2 separate regions of the Homo sapiens genome follow, and region 2 is linked to region 1. The links are chromatin loops, found by intact Hi-C in ENCODE. Cell type or tissue: Panc1. All regions are shown on one strand. Links, peaks and the distances in the headings refer to the core of each region. The heading gives the core; the rest is flanking DNA.

Region 1 (2,911 bases), core at 222-2,721:
GCTAGGATTACAGGCGTGAGCCACCACGCCCGGCCTTAATTTTTGTATTTTTTGTAGACACAGGGTCTTGCCATGTTGCCCAGGCTGGTCTTGAACTCCTGAGCTCAAGATAGCCTCCTGCCTCGGCGTCCCAAAGTGCTGGGAGGGGACAGCCACCACACCCAGCATTTAATCCTAATCTTCACAACAAGCCTGTTATTATCTTCACGTTGCAGATGAGGCAACCGAGGGACAGAGGTTACATACTTGACCAAAGTCACATACACAGTTAGTAAGTGGCAGGGCCAGGAATTAAATCCAGGCAGTCTGATTCCAGAGTGTGCTCTTGGCTGGAGAATGCATGGCACATGGAATCTGCTCAGTACAACATTCGCTCATTTTTTTCATGGGTGGCACTTCCACACCAGCTCAGATGCCCTCAGTGCCACCTCAGTGCTTCCCTCCCACCCGGTTCCAACTAAGTACCTTTTCTTTTCTTTTTTTTGAGACGGAATCTCGCTCTGTAGCCCAGGCTGGAGTGCAGTGGCACAATCTCGGCTCTCTGCAACCTCTGCCTCCCAGGCTCAAGCGATTCTTCTGCCTCAGCCTCCTGAGTAGCTGGGATTACAGGCGTGTACCACCACACCCAGCTAATTTTTGTATTTTTAGTAGAGACGGGGTTTCACCATGTTGGTCAGGCTGGTCTTGAACTCCTGACCTCGTGATCCGCCCACCTCCACCTCCCAAAGTGCTGGGATTACAGGCGTGAGCCACCGCGCCCGGCCCCAGCTAAGTACCTTTTCTGTAGCCAGCACTGGGGAAACTCCCAGGGAGAGGAATGGGGAATTCCTGGGATCATGGAGAGACACTCCCAAGGGCTAGGAAAGCCTTCCATCTCTGCCTGGCATGCTTCTGAATAGGGGAGATGGCTCCAGCTTGTCCAGAGAGAGGAATCTTCCTAAAGTAGAACTACAGGTAGGAGAAAAGTACTTTTGGGGGACCCATGCTGGGCACCCTCCAGGGGGGTGGAGGGGAAGAGTAGGCACATCCCCCATCCCTTTAGTCTCAGCCCCTGGGAACCCACCCTGTCCCCTATCATCTCTTTTCAGATGGCCTTCTCAGACAGCCACAGAAGGTCTGTGGGCAGGACCTGGGCAGAGTGGGATGGGTTAAGATCCGATGGGGTGAAGGGCTGAGGCCAGGCCCTTAACTACCATCACTGGACATTTGGTTCCACCTAGTGGCCTCTGATGTTCCAACCGTTCTCACAGAGACCGGCACAAGGGGGTGCCCTTTCAGGCATTCAGTGTTTATTGAGCACCTACTCTGTGTGAGGCCAAATGTGAGGTTTGATGGAGGCATATCCATGAGCATAAAGAGGCTGGGCACGGTAGCTCACGCCTGTAATCCCACCATTTTGGGAGGCTGAGGTGGGTGGATTGCTTGAGCTCAGGAGGTCTAGACCAGCCTAGGTGATACAGGCAGACCCTATGTCTACCAAAAAAAACACAAAAGGCTGGGCATGGTGGCATGTGCCTGTGGGCCCAGCTACTTGGGAGGCTGAGGTGGGAGGATCAGTTGAGCCCAGGAGGAGTTGAGGCTGCAGTGAGCCTAGATCCTGCCACTGCACTCCAATCTGGGTGACAGAGCGAGACCCTGTCTCTGAAATAAAATAAAATAAAATAAAATAAAATAAAATAAAATAAAATAAGAAGCAGAAGGTCAGGCAGGGTGTGTGCACCTGTAGTCCTAGCTACTCTGGAGGCTGAGGTGGAAGGATTGCTTGATCCCAGGAGTTCAAGTCTGCAGTGAGTATGATCATGTCACTGTGCTCTAGCCTGGGCAATAGAGCAGGACTCTGTCTCTGAATTTTTTTTTTTTTAAAGAGCAGAGAACTAACATTTATTCTGCTCACACGTACCAGCCCTGGGCTTGGGTCCATACTGTATTGGCACGTGCCTGTGGAGCACTGAGGATCCCACAGCAGAGACAGGACTGCCAAGTGCCTGGCCTGGTCACTTGGCTTCTCTGGACTTCCGTTTCCACTCCTGAAAAATAAGAAGGTTGGTGTAGATTATCTCTAGCATCTCTTCCTATGTTAGAATTCTGTGAAGTCACACAAAGGAGTGGTTAAGAGTTTCAGCTTTGGGCTGGGTGAGGTGGCTCACACCTGTATTCCCAGAACTTTGGGAGGCTGAGGCGGGTAAATCACTCGAGCTCAGGAGTTTGAGATCAGCCTGGGCAACATGGCAAAAAGCCTGTCTCTACTAAAAATACAAAAATTAGTCAGGTGTGGTGGTGCACATCTGTGGTCCCAGCTACTCTGGAGGCTGAGGTGGGAAGATTGTTTGAGCCTGGGAGGCTGAGGTTGCCGTGAGCCAAGATCATGCCACTGCACTCCAGCCAGGGCAACAGAGCCAGACCCTGTCTCAAAAAAAAAAGAGTTTTAGCTTTGGAGTTGGACAAACCTACATTTGGATCCCAGCTGTCATTCACTAGCTGTGTGTTCTTAGGAAAGTTGCCTTACCTTTCAGAGTCTAGGGTAATAATATAAAGATTAAGTGACAATTATAGCAAGCATTTAGCACAGAGTGTGGCACTTGGTGAGTGGTGATGCTGCAGATGATGGATGATTCTAGTTACCCAAATCCCCAAATAGCACACCTCTCATCTCCTCTCCTCTCCCCTCCCCTCCCCTCCCCCAACTTCCTTTCCTTTTCTCTTTCTTTTTTGATGGAATCTTGCTCTGTCGCCCAGGCTGGAGTACATTGGCCGCAATCTCAGCTCACTGCAACCTCCGCCTTCCGGGTTCAAGTGATTCTCCTGCCTCAGCCTTCTAAATAGCTGGGATTACAGGTGCCTGCCACCACGCGTGGCTAATTTTTTTTTTTTTGTATTTTTAGTAGAGACGGGGGTTTCACCATGTTGGTCA
Region 2 (2,911 bases), core at 228-2,727, 240 kb before region 1:
GGGGAAAAGGGATTTTTTTTAAATCCACCTGACCCAACTATATTTAATATGCCTCTCCCACACATTACCACAGAGTCTGATATTCAAAGGTTATCCCCTTTCCCTCAGGAAGCCTCTAAAGTGCTTAAGTTGTAGCCCTCAAATTTGCAACATGTATTTTTCTAGGACAGTAAAGTAATCTTTACAAATGAATTTAGTTGCATGGTATAAGGTGTCTCAGCACCTGTTTGCCTTCTATTCCCTTTAGAAGGTAAGTAAAAGTAATGGGGGAAAGGATTAGGTGGAGCCTGTCTAAACATTCTAGTGTGTCTTGGCAAACATAGCCTGAAATGATTCTTAAAGAACTGGCATTGTTTAATCAAATATTTTTAAGGGAGATTCCTTAATTGGGAAGTTTAGTCTGTTTGGGGTTCAAAGAGTAAATGAGGATTAGAAAATCATGGAGAGAGGCTGGGCGCGGTGGCTAACGCCTGTAATCCTAGCACTTTGGGAGGCTGAGATGGGCGGATCACTTGAGATCAGGAGTTTGAGGCTAGCCTGGCCAACACAGTGAAACCTGCATTTCTACTAAAAATACAAAAATTAGCTGGGCATGGTGGTGCATGCCTGTAATCCCAGTTAACTTGAGATGCTGAGGCAGGAGAATCGCTTGAACTTGGGAAGCAGAGGTTGCAGTGAACCGATATCACACCGTTGCATTCCAAGGCAAGACTCAATCACACACACACACACACACACACACAAATCATGGGGAGAAAGATGAAACCTGTGTTCCCCTTTTTTTGGTAGTGCCCACATCTGGTGCCCCATTTTTAATAACCACAGGATATTTCTTTAGATTGATATTCTCACAAAGAAGAAATAGAATATAGGCTGGGCGTGGTGTGTCACACCTGTAATCCCAGCACTTACGGAGGCCGAAGCCAGCGGATCACCAGAGGTCAGGAGTTCGAGACCAGCCTGACCAACATGATGAAACCCTGTCTCTACTAAAAATACAAAAATTAGCCAGGCATGGTGGCATGCACTTGTAATCCCAGCTACTCGGGAGGCTGAGACAGGAGAATCGCTTGAACCTGGGAGGCAGAGGTTGCAGTAAGCCAAGATCGCACCATTGCACTACAGCCTGGGCAACAAGAGGAGCGAAACTCTGTCTCAAAAAAAAAAAAGAGAAAGAATATAAAGTGAATCTGAATCTCCACTCAAGGGGATGGCCCCAAGGATATTGTAGCTGGTAATTTCTTCATGCCACTAGGTGTCCCCAGTGTTCAACCTCCATGACTGAGATTGGAAGAAGTAGAGTTAAAAGTTTTTACTACCTTTGAGAAGCCTGCGGGCATGTTCACAGTCGTCCCATGCCAGCCAGGTTCTGAGGCTAACTGCTTGTGCCCCTGCTGCTTCACATGGCATTGTGGGAGTTGCTGATACTGGGGAAATGATGGCAGATCTGACCAAGTGGTGCTGAGAAAACCACCCTCGGCCTTGCAGACTCCATAGTTTATCTCAAGGCAGTGCCAGTCGGATTTGGTGCTAAAGGCATAAGGCCAAGTCAGCCTCTGATATTGGCACAAAAGAATGGTCTCATGCCAGTAGCATTGAACTGCTGAGCTTGGGAAGGCTTAAGGCTCCCACACACAGACTGAGAATGATGGGGGTCCCTCTGCGTCTGCTAATTAGACAAACATTCTATATCTAGTGCCAAAAGTGGTCCTAAATCCTTTGGCAAGGGTCCTTTCTGCTCTCATGCTGATTTGGGGGAGGACTGGGCATCCTGCCTCAGGAGAACTTGAGTCCTGAGGAAAGGGCCCTAGTAACACTTAAGGGCTACCCCTGGCTAACAGATACTCGGCTGTGGGTGAGAGCAGAAGGTCTTGGACCCCTCGATGTGCAGGTACTTAATTGTGTTTCCAGTGCATTTTCATATACATTATCCCATTTAACCTTTATAACAGGTTCACAGAGTGGATATTCCCATTCTGTTGATGAGAAAAAGAGTGGAGAGACTGTGTCCAGTGTCAGCAGGAAGAAAAAAGATCTGTTGGAGGCCAGTACATGTTGACAGAAACTCTAGACCATATTTTGTCTCCTGTCTTTGGCCAAAGAGAACTAGCTTCAGTCTGAAAAGGGCAGGGCTAAGTGGTTACAAGGAACTAAAAAGTTCAAGGTAAGACAAATGAGGTAAAAATAAAAAAGAGCACTTAGCTGCTCTGAGACATTTTAGTCTCCTGACTGGTAAACAGCAGCTGGGGCACCAAGGGGCTCCCAGGAGTTTGTCGAGCTTTTATTGGAGTGAACTGAAAGGAAAATGGAAGGAATGCTATAAGACTGAAAAGAAGTTAAAGCCCTAGGAAGGAAGCTGATAACACAAGTTACAGACGTATATGTGACATTGATTTGGGAGAATGAACCTACAACAAATGACCCAAAAGCACCTAAATAAGAGTGACGAGAGTTTAACAGACATTCATTATGGACTTCAGAGAAAATGATGCTAAACTGGTCTTAGAATCTTCTTTAATTTTGTTAACTAGGTAAATAATCTGGACATTTTAGTCAAAGCATTAGACAGACAGAGAAGTTGGTAACTGACCACTAACTAACAAACTATAAATTCACCCATTGTGGGTTGACCTGGTAAGTTCCCCCAGGGCTGTGTCCTTGGCCCCTCCTTTGATATTAGTGACAGATGACTTTTTTTATGCCTTACCCATTCCACAAAAGAATTTGAAGCCATTTACACAAGAGATAGTACTAGTAAATTAGGAGTGCTGATCAAATTTTTAGATAATAAGAAACCCTTAGGAAGGATGACAATTTAGAATCCAAATTTAGGATCCAAACAAATACCATTACAAACTATAAAAATGAGCAGAATCTAAATGTAACATTTCAATAAATGCAGATTGATAAT

What was found. Hi-C counts contacts between places; a loop is a spot of excess contacts. Peaks named below come from ENCODE experiments on the same cell type or tissue, not always from the same donor. Only the 100,000 strongest peaks of a DNase experiment are listed, where the experiment ranks them.
Region 2: it touches region 1 in a loop (4-fold over the local background); 14 of 110 quality-filtered maps call a loop at or near these places.

The regions. Positions count from the first base shown.
Region 1 is chr1:202,117,924-202,120,834 of GRCh38, forward strand. No RefSeq gene overlaps it. Among named protein-coding and RNA genes, the nearest start is that of GPR37L1, 3.5 kb to the right of the region's middle. RefSeq lists an enhancer at 278-963 and a cis regulatory region at 859-1,426. In Panc1, for the core only: CTCF peaks have their summits at 1,254 (motif pointing left) and 1,472; DNase peaks (open chromatin) are centred at 936 and 1,208; H3K27ac peaks cover 908 bases.
Region 2 is chr1:201,876,771-201,879,681 of GRCh38, forward strand. It overlaps IPO9 (importin 9), which reads left to right. Exons shown (of 24, transcript NM_018085.5): 24 at 1-2,911. Among named protein-coding and RNA genes, the nearest start is that of SHISA4, 11 kb to the right of the region's middle. In Panc1, for the core only: CTCF peaks have their summits at 1,260 (motif pointing right) and 1,537; no DNase peak of the experiment used is centred there.